Linked DNA regions of Homo sapiens: region 2 is linked to region 1. Evidence: chromatin loops called from intact Hi-C (ENCODE). Cell type or tissue: dorsolateral prefrontal cortex. All regions are shown on one strand. Links, peaks and the distances in the headings refer to the core of each region. The heading gives the core; the rest is flanking DNA. Region 1 has its middle 49 kb from the start of C5orf22. Region 2 overlaps PDZD2 (PDZ domain containing 2).

What was found. Peaks named below come from ENCODE experiments on the same cell type or tissue, not always from the same donor. Only the 100,000 strongest peaks of a DNase experiment are listed, where the experiment ranks them.
Region 2: it touches region 1 in a loop (14-fold over the local background); 94 of 110 quality-filtered maps call a loop at or near these places.

Annotation. Positions count from the first base shown.
Region 1 is chr5:31,578,340-31,583,718 of GRCh38, forward strand. No RefSeq gene overlaps it. Among named protein-coding and RNA genes, the nearest start is that of C5orf22, 49 kb to the left of the region's middle. In dorsolateral prefrontal cortex, for the core only: CTCF peaks have their summits at 3,358 (motif pointing right) and 3,564; no DNase peak of the experiment used is centred there.
Region 2 is chr5:31,806,050-31,811,428 of GRCh38, forward strand. All of the region lies in intron 2 of PDZD2 (PDZ domain containing 2), which reads left to right. Among named protein-coding and RNA genes, the nearest start is that of MIR4279, 130 kb to the right of the region's middle. In dorsolateral prefrontal cortex, for the core only: CTCF peaks have their summits at 3,216 (motif pointing left) and 3,420; a DNase peak (open chromatin) is centred at 3,202; H3K4me3 peaks cover 1,027 bases; H3K27ac peaks cover 816 bases.

The sequences.
Region 1 (5,379 bases), core at 293-5,292:
GCAGTGAGCCATGATCACGCTACTGCACTCCAGCCTGGGCAACAGAGTGAGACCCTGTCTGAAAACAGAGAGAGAGAGAGGAAGAAGAAGAAGAAGAAGGAGAAGGAGAAGGAGAAGGAGAAGGAGAAGGAGAAGGAGGAGAAGGAGAAGGAGGAGGAGAAAGAGAAGAAGGAGAGAGAAAGAAAGGAAGAAAGGAAGGAAGGAGAAAGGAAGAGAGAGAGAGAAAGAGAGAAAGAAGGAAAGAAAGAAAAGAAAGAAAGAAAAGGAAGGGAGGAAGGAAGGAAGAAAGAAAGAAAGAAAGAAAGAAAGAAAGAAAGAAAGAAAGAAAGAAAGAAAGAAAGAAAGGTGGGAGGGAGGCAGGGAGGGAGGGAGGGAGGGAGGGGAAGGGAAGGGAAAATAGAGTGTTGAAAGGAGCAATACATGAAAAGGAAGGATAATACATTGTGACTAAGTGGGGTTTACTTTAGGGATGCAAAGTTGCTTTAACACTTGAAAATCAATTGTTGCTATTTGTCACACTAACAGAATAAAGGAGAAAAATCATATGATCATCTCAATAAATGCAACAAAATGCCTGTGACAAAATTCAATAATAGCCATCATGATTTAAAAATGAAAATCTCTTAGTAAACTAAGACCAGAAGGGAACTTCTTGATAAAAGTCATCTAGGAAAAAACCTAAAGATAATAGCATACTTAATGGTGAAATATTGACTACCTTTCCCTTATGGCTGTGAACAAAGCAAGAATGTTCACTTTCCCCACCGTTATTCAATATTATACTGGAGGTCTTACCAGTGTAAAAAGGTAAGAAAAATAAAGTCATACATATTGGAAAGGAATAAATAAAACCATTACCATTTTTTTCTTTTCTTTTTTTAATTTTCCAAAGGGCCAGGTAGGCATTACCTTTTTTTTTTTTTTTTTTTTTTTTTTTTTTTGAGACGGAGTTTCGTTATGTCGCCCAGGCTGGAGTGCAATGGCTCGATCTCGGCTCACTGCAAGCTCCGCCTCCCGGGTTCACGCCATTCTCCTGCCTCAACCTCCGGAGTAGCTGGGACTACAGGCGCCCACCACCACGCCTGGCTAATTTTTTTGTATTTTTTAGTAGAGATGGGGTTTCACCGTGTTAGCCAGGATGGTCTCGATCTCCTGAGCTTGTGATCCACCCGCTTCAGCCTCCCAAAAGTGCTGGGATTACAGGTGTAAGCCACCACGCCCAGCCGGCATTACCATTTTTAAAAGCATTAAAATTTACGAAATACTTAGGAAAAACTTTAACAAAAGACATGTAAAACCTCTACAATGAAAACTATATAACACATACTGCCAAGACTTAAGCTAGCAATTTAATGACTGCTATTTATTAAAATACTTTAATAATTTTAATTATTAAATATTTAATTAAATTATTTTAAATAATTATTGTTATACTTATTGTTAATTACTAAATTTATTAATTAAAATTATTAAATTTTAATTAATACATAACTTTAAGGAGGTTCTTGGAGGTAATGTTTTCATGAAGGCTTCCTCAAACTGGAGAAAAGCCTTACATAGGTCCTGGAAAGACTCTCTTTACTACTATCAGCACTATTAACAGTTGCTAAAGCATTTTTATAACAGAAATAATTGAATACTCAATTATTATTAATAGTTGAATATTCTAAAATGATTCAATTACTTTGAATAATTCAATTCTCTTTTTTCTCATTCTACCTAGATAATACTGATGTCCCCTTACCATAGCCCCTTATATATGACATTCCAGAAAAGGCAGGGCAGCACTATTGAAAATCCAAGCGCTTTTTCTGGCTGATTTTCCATTGAAGTTAGATGGGCATACACTGCCTACATTCACAGAAAAGAGAAGGACAGTGTTTATCATCCTCACTCTGAAGGCCACTTCAGGAGCAACCCATTCAAATCTCCTGGGTATGGAGGGTCACTCTTGCTCTTGCTGGCCAATGACCAATATATGCAGGGTGTTCACCTGCTACTGTGATGAAGAGGTACAGGTAAAAAACAGACCCCCGTTATCTTCCTCTTTTCTCCTTCTTTATCCCCTTCAGAGGTCCCTATTTTTCCATTTTTGTGAGCTTCATTCTAACTAGTTTGCAGATAAAACCATTTTGCCCAGTAAACAAACAAACAAACAAACAAAACCTTCTACTTGTATGTTTCGTGTACTATCAAGCAGTATTTGGGCTTACACCTGTCTTTGTCAACTTGAATTAATTTAAGATCAACATTTTTTAATATTTAGTTTGGGTTTTTCTAGCTAAGATTAGTAAAGAAAGCATAAATAAAAATTCACTGTGGGGATTTTTAAACCCTTGGTTAATTTTACAGGCATTGGCAGAAGCAATGTTTCTCTTCCTGTTCATCGATTCCAAGTTACAAATAGGGACAGAGAAACAGTTTAATGTCTTTCCCATTTAACTGAAACTTAAAAAGTAGCATATTTGCCTCCAGAAAAAACTAATGGACTCTATGATAGGCAAAAAATGTCTTTTCCCCAAAGAGGGCCTCATCCAAATCTCCAAAACCTGTGAATAGGTTATGTTATAGGGCAAGGGAGAATTAAGTTTGCAGATGCAACTAAGAAATCCACTGACGACCAGGTGCAGTGGCTTATGCCTATAATCCCAGCACTCTGGGAGGCCAAGGAGGGAGGATTGCTTGAGCTCAGGAGTTTGAGACCAACCTGGCAACACAGCAAGACCCCCATCTCTGTTAAAAGAAAAAAAATCCACTGACTTTGAGATGGGGAGAGTAGCCTGGATCATCCAGGTGGGCCCAGAGGTAGCGTCAGAGGGGGTGCATCATGGAAAAGACTCAGCAGTCATCACTGGCTCTGAAGACAGTAGGGGACTGCCCGCCAAAGAATTCAGGCAGCCTCTAGATGGTAGAAAGGGGAAAGACATGGATCCTCCTCTACGGCCTTTAGAAGGAACAGAGCCCTGCTGACACCTTGATTTTAGAGACCCATTATGAACATATGACCCTAGAATTGTAAAGTAATAAACTTGTATTGCATTAAACCACCAAGTTAGTGATAATTTTTTACAGCAGCAATAGGAAACTAATACAGAATCTTTGTTCCTTAACAGGTGCATGCCACCACACCTGGCTAATATATTTTAAGTTCTAATCTTTAATTGTGGGAATATCTTCTTTTAATTAGGGAATTTCAAGTTTAAAAGAGTAAAGCACTGTCCTGCTTTCTGTTTCTATGGATTTGCCTGTCTGGACATCCCATAAGTGGAATCATACCAGAAAAAAAAAAAGTATTCTTTTTTCTTTGCTAAATAACGTAATTAAATAGTTTGGACACCAGGTGGCCCTAGACTACCAGATTTATCAAAGGAGCGCTTTTCAGTTTTATGATCTTAACATATTACTATAAAGGCAATGATGCAATTTTCTTTTAATAAGAAGAATGTTAAAAAACATCCCATTACATATGCATCTAAGTTTTTTGACTATTGTTGGTCAGTCACTTAAATTAGTCTTGACAAATCTTTAAGTTGGTTTCTGACAATTGTTGTGTGTGTGTGTGTGTGTTTTTAATCTAGAAAGATGAACTAAAACTGAATAGGTGTCACTAGAATATGACACAAGGGTAAGAACTTTTTTGGTTCCCAGTGCCTTGAATGCTGACAGCATCCCATAGCCTGCACCCGATAAATAACAGTTGAATGAAAGAATAGCTCATGTCCAGTTTGCACATATAAATTTGTTTCTGAATAATCTGGAACTTGAAGAACATCCTTTTGTCCAAGAATTTTTAATTTAGCACTATTCATAGAGCACTCATTTCTTTAAATGTGCTTGCAATGCATTCTCTTTTATGCTAGAAATGAACAGCCATTCCTCATTACATGATTACGTGCAGTCCGCCCTGCCCCCGACCCAGGTGTTTCCAGTTCTAACCCAACACCCCTAGGCTTCCTACTCTCCTCCCAGTGTCTGTGAGTGATCTTGGGGGAGAGTGTGGTCAGGTCCACAGTGGACCAGAAGTCACCCACCTCCCTGGATGCAGGGGCTTGCACAGTACCTACCTGTGCCCTGGGGTACTTTGTGCCCCTCTGCATTAAGCCCTCTCCTGTTGCCTGTCACGCCCTCCAAGCCAAAGTGAAAAAGTGTCCGCTTCAGAGACTTCTTCCCAGTTGCAGGGATGGAAAAATAATTTTCTCTCTACCCTTAATAGGTCTTAATTGGGACTACCTCTAACAAAAGAGAGATTAACATGAGAAAAACAAACAGTTTATTACCGTATATGCCTCATGTATATTTGGGAGGAAACTCTGAGAAATGTGTCAATATTTAGAGTGGATCTCAAAAGAAGCATTTAAACTTCAAGCTTAAATATCATCATTCCGGGAAAAAAAGAAAGAAGGGTTTGGGGAAAGGTCTGGAAAACACCATAAAACGAAGGTAAGGTTTTTTGTGCAGATTTAAATGTAAGCCTTCTCCATTGGTTATGAGTCTCTACTGATTTACTCTTCCTTTTTCCCTGGTGCAGAGAGAGACACTGTTACAAATGGAGACTGCCTTTAAAGATGTAAATTTTTTTTTTAAAGGGTAACTTTTCAGAAATACTCCTGTGTCTGCACTTTCTCAAAATAACCAGCTCAAAATAAGCAACATGCCAAGGAGGCATATTTTGGGGTGGCATATTCTGGTCTCTTACAGTCATATTTGGTGTGGTACGTTCTGAGCCCCAACGCAATGTACTCTGTCTCCAGATATCTTGTAAATTCTGATTCCTTCATAGGAATCAGTTCTCGCTGTGTTCAAATTGTTTTATATTTAGTTGTGTACAGTGTGTACAGTGGCACCAGATTATAATTTCTGTAGATAAAGGGTAATACTTTATCCTTTTTTATATTCCCAGTACCAAGCCAATATTGGGAATAAATAGGAGGAAAAGAGAGGAGAGGAGAAAGGAAAAAGGAAAAAGGAAAGGAGGAAGGAAAGGAAAGGAAAGGAAAGGAAGGGAAAGGGAAAGGGGAGGGAGAGAAGGCTGTCGTATCATCAGACTCAGACTGCAGATGGGTAAAATAACTGCTGCTGATTTCTTAACATTTAAATATGGGTGTGTGGCCAGGTGTGATGGCTCACACCTGAAATCCCAGCACTTTGGGAGGCTGAGGCAGGCAGACCACCTGAAGTCAGGAGTTCAAGGCCAGCCTGGCCAATGTGGAGAAGCCCCGTCTCTACTAAAAATACAAAAATTAGCCAGGCACGGTGCCTGTAATCCCAGCTTCTCAGGAGGCTGAGGCACAAGAATTGCTTGAACCCAGGAGGTGGAGGTTGCAGTGAGCCAAGATCGCGCCACTGCACTCCAGCCTGGGCACCAGAGCGAGACTCCAT
Region 2 (5,379 bases), core at 291-5,290, 230 kb after region 1:
TAAGCCTCCTGGTTTGTGGTCGCCCTAGAAAACTACTAGTACAGGTGACATTTTGTCCCTGTCACCTTATAGGAGTCCATTTTTCGGATGATTTCCTCCCCGACACTGGACACTTTAGAGCACTGTGGATGTTTTTTGATGAGGACACTCTGAGAACCATGTGTGTGTTAACTGTGAAAGGAGCAGTTACAGTATGTGGAAGATGAGGTCATGATTTGCTTACTTCAAAAATTAGTTTAGGGTCGATTTGGAATGTCCATCCTTTGAGAAAGAACAAAAAATTCAAGGCCATGGGTTTGACAGAACTTCTGTACCCCAGACCCGCTTTAGAGCCTAAACCTGTGACTGCCTCCAAATTACAGACCCCGTTCCTGATTCCTACCTTTTCACTGGCTGGCACTCCTGATGCCTAGTAATCCTAGGAAGCCTTCATTCTTTTGAGTGTTAGCAGCTTTGTCCTGGTGGGAACTTCTAGAGAACTTTCTGGGAAGGGGAGTATTCATGGTGTTTGATGTCACCTGCCCCATCTTGAAGGCACAGCTGATAACTCATGGAGGAAAGTTTTTGTTTGTGAGCTCCATCACATCCACTCTGGGGACTTTCTGGAATGTTCTACTTACTTGTTTGGTGCAGGGAGAACTGGGAAGGTTTTCTAGATTCATTCCTACAAAGGAATACTTTGTAACGCCAGTCACTTCCTAGCTTTCTATAAGTAAACCAGATCTGTTCCCTAAGGACAGATTGTTCCAAATTGGTCGCAAAATATGGAATTAATTAAAACAAAACCCACACACCAAAACAGAAACAAATGTCTTTTCTGAAAAGTAAAAGTCTTTTCGCTTAAAACGCATTTTTGCAGAATGTAAACTTTGGGCGTCTTTGTTTTTTTTTTTTTTTTTTTTAAGACGGAGTTTCACTCTTGTTGCCCAGGCTGGAGTGCAACGGCGCGATCTCGACTCACTGCAACCTCCACCTCCCGGGTTTAAGTGATTCTGCTGCCTCAGCCTCTTGAGTAGCTGGGATTACAAGTGCCTGCCATTATGCCTGGCTAATTTTTTGTATTTTTAGTAGAGACGGGGTTTCACCATGTTGGCCAGACTGGTCTTGAACCTCTGACCTCAGGTGATCCACCCATCTCAGCCTCCCAAAGTGCTGGGATTACAGGCATGAGCCACTGCACCCGGCCATCTTTGTACAGTAATAAACGTGAGCAGAGCACAGTGCAAAGAATGCGGGCCTCGGAGAGAGGTGTGTCAGGCTTTTGGACCTACTTAGTGGGTGTGTGATGGGGGCAGGTGACCTCAGCCACAGGCTGTTGCTGCTACTTCCCTAAAGGGGTTGTTGAGTGGATGACAGATGATTTACCTAATGTACTGAATACAGCATCTGGCACATGGTAGCTGTTCAGCCAGAGGTAACTTGTAACACCCCACCCAGTCAGCCTCAGGCAACGTGGACCCAGAGCACAGCATGCATCTGAGAAAAGCCCTTTGAGTTTGAGGGAGAGAGAAGAGCCTCAAACTCTGCCTGTTCACTCCACAGGGAAGACAAAGAATAATCTTTGGTCCAGACACTGGGGTCCATTCCAATATTGAGCGAGTGGCGTGGCATGGGGACCCCCATTTGGAAGGGATGCTGGCGGATGCAAGAACCGGGTCCCGGAGCCTGCAGGGCCTGACAGCACCTTTGAGTTCCGGGAGTGTGAGAAGTCTGTGTGGTCCTAGAAGAGGGGCCAGGATGCTGGGCTGGCAGGAGGGGGCTGGGGGGCTCAGGGCGACAGGCCAATTGGTACGGAAGTATGACATGCTGTGAGGACCAGTGGAATGTCAGCCCTGGTCAGAAGTCACCTTCAGCACAGTACCCGCTGCCTTGAACTTGCATGTAAAATTAAATTTAGGGTTGTTGCAAGCTTAGGCTCTGGTTACCCATGGCAACCTTGAGTTCTGTCTGCATTATAGCAGATTTTAAACAGTGTCAAGAGGCTGCTAGAAGGTGTTACTTGGAAAAATGACTGCAGGTAGTGATGTAGGTAGGAGATGGTAGAGAGAAAGAATTGCCAATTGTAGCTTGATACTGTAGTCTCTGGGGCCATTTAGCATAAGGGTCCTGCCTACCTGAATATGCTCAAAGGTGCCTGACGCTCTGTGCAGGACTGGATATATAGTAAGAGGTCGTCATCACCATGACTTAGAGACATTAAGGAAAGGTGAAATTATACTCAGCTTGCTGTTTAAAAAGCCAGAGAAGCATGTAATACACTTTAGAAAGATTTCCCTTACCGGTTAAAACGAAAACAAGTTTCAGCATTTAAAATTCAATTATGTGGAAAACCTGCCATGTGGAACAGCCCATTCCCCAAGGATGAAGTGTAAGTGAAGCATTACGGACTGTTTGTTCGTGACCCGCTTCATTCCTTTCAGACTGCTGTCTCCACGTGCTGTTTCACTCCAGGACTTGGTTTCTGGAAGGTATCCCAGGGTTCATCCAAGTCCTGTTTTCTCACTCTACCAAGGTGGAAACTGAGGCTTCAGGAGGTGGTTTCCTGGGGTCAAGTATCATCTTAGAGAAGAGTGACGCCTAGAATTCATGCACTCTGACTCAAATTCTAGAATGTTTTCTTTAACATCATAAATAACAACTAATGAGGCTGGGCATAGTGGCTCATGCCTGTAATGCCAGCACTTGGGGAGGCTGAGGCGGGTGGATCACTTGAGGTCAGGAGTTTGAGACCAGCCTGGCCAACATAGTGAAACCCCATCTCTACTAGAAATACAAAAAATTAGCTGGGCATGGTGGCACACACACCTGTAGTTCCTGCTACTCAGGAGGCTGAGGCAGGAGAATCGCTTGAACTGGGAGGCGGAGGTTGCAGTGAGCCGAGATCACACCACTGCACTCCAGCCTGGGCAACAGAGCAAGACTCCATCTCAAAAAAAAAAAAATAATAAAAATAACTAATGAAATTAGGATGGTTTTTTAACAGTTTATTATTTACATAAAAACATAGAAAATCTATGTTTTTACCTGTTCTGAAAATGGATAGTTACATCTAGAACCTTCCATCTCAACAAGAGTGTAGCTTATAGCTGCCTCCTAAGAGTGTGGCGATGGCCATTGGAGAGGACAGTGGGAGCTTGCTTTCCTCACCTCTTGGGAGTGCCATCTGACAAGCTGTGAGGATCTGAGGGCCGTCGCCTGCCATCTTGTGGTTGAAATCCAGCACAGTGAGAGAAAGTGCTGGGAGCCCCAGTCCAGTTTATTATTCACAGGCTGTGTGTGTTTCACCGCCGTGCTGTTTGGCTGATGTTTTCAGCCTTCAGAGCTCTCTCTTGAATGGCAACATCTGAGCTATCCTCTCCTGTCTGTGACTGGTGTTTTTTCCTGTGGCCCTGGGAGGTGCCCCATTCGAGTCCCTTCACACACACAGCCTCGGCCCTCAGGAGTCGCACTAATGAATGAGGAGCTGATCTGAGAAATCCGCCTGTGCTCAGCTCTTCGTGATGGATGACAGAGGGGAGTTATTCGTCCCCAGTTTCTCTAACTCTGTTCTGGAATCAGAAGCCTTTTAAGGAAAGCGTGAGCAGCAAGACAATTTCCAACACTACAATGGCCAGTGGGGTGAGTTCTTTCAGAAAACTGGCAAACTTGGCCACACCCTCCGTCGCAGCCCACAGATCATTGTTGAAAGCCACATGCACAGCTGCTTTTCAGGGTCCACTTGTTTTTATGAGGGAAGAGATTCCATAAAAAGAGCGACTTTCCATCATTTAAAGAGGATTGAGGTTTCAGAGCCAGATCCAGAGATGCTCTTTAATTTTATCCCAGTGACCTGCTCCTCCTCTGGTACCCTGGTCACAACCTTTCTGAATGGGGGCAGCACAGCCCCTGGGTGATTAACTTGAGCCATGGAAGATGGAAAACCCAAATACCTACATAAGACACTCGCTTTTAAACTCTTAGCACTACTTTCGGGAATTGTAATGGTAATTGTAAACCATACAGAGAAGAAAGATAAAAGCATCTTAGTGTGGTTATAGTGTTACTGGTCCAACTTCATACCCGTCTATCTATAGGCACCCCTGGGCCATTTTCAGCAATCCTGACTTCTACTTTATCTTTTCTGTCCGGGTACTAAATACGTTATGAACATTTTTATTCTCTCGTTTTGAGCACCATATGCCCTCAAAATGACTTTTTCTTTTCTTCTCCAGAGATTTTTTTTTTTTTTTTTGAGACGGAGTCTTACTCTGTCGCCCAGGCTGGAGTGCAGTGGCGCGATCTCCGCTCACTGCAACCTCCGCCTCCCGGGTTCATGCAATTCTCCTGCCTCAGCCTCCCGAGTAGCTGGGACTACAGGTGCCCACCACCACGCCTCACTAAATTTTTGTATATTTTTTAGTAGAGACGGGGTTTCACTGTGTTACCCAGGATGGTCTGGATCTCCTGACCTTGTGATCCGCCCACCTTGGCCTCCCAAAGTGCTGGGATTACAGGCTTGAGCCACCACGACCAGCCGCCTCCAGAGATTTTTGAACTTCAGGCTTTGGCACCTGTTTTGGCCCTTGGCCCTTTCTTAGTTACTGTGGAAGCAGAGGCAGGTAACCAACTGCAATGAGTAGGTGAGCCGTTCCTATGAACTTCACTCCCATTCCACCTGGGTTTGCCAAGTACAGAAATGAACAGACTTGCACTTGCATCTTCTGGTGTTGGAGGGCACCAATATCAAAAGGTGACCTCTTGCTGGAGGACAACAATATCTGCTATTTAAGGACCCAAATATATAACTCTTGTACAATGTAAAATGAAACAAAGCTTGTAAACAGTTATATAGATTTCTTCATGGGATTCTTCTTTGAGATGTGATCTTTCTCCAAAGATTTTGAGGATGAGAGTTTGTTTAAAATGTTCTGAAGCTCTGATACTAGTGGCCTTTTCATTTTTTATTTTTTTGAGACAGAGTCTCGCTGTCGCCTAGGCTGGACAGAGCACAATGGCACGATCTTGGTTGGCTCAATGCAACCTCCGCCTCCCGGCTTCAAGCAATTCTTCTGCCTCCAGCTCTGAAGCAGCTGGGACTACAGGTGCACACCATGCCCGGCTAATTTTTTGTATTTTAAGTAAAGACAGGGCTTCACCATGTTGGCCAGGCTGGTCTCGAACTCTTGACCTCAAGTGATCCACCCACCTCGGCCTCCCAAAGTGCTGGTGTTACAGACCTGGCCTTACTAGTGGCTTTTTTGATAACTTGGAATAACAATGTTGAATTATATGGAGCAACAATGTTGAATTGTATGGATCTCTTATCTTTGAGTCACAGAAACTTGGATGCCAGGGCTGCAGTGATGGTGTAATAGCTGACTCATCCCTCAGGGCTCTTTG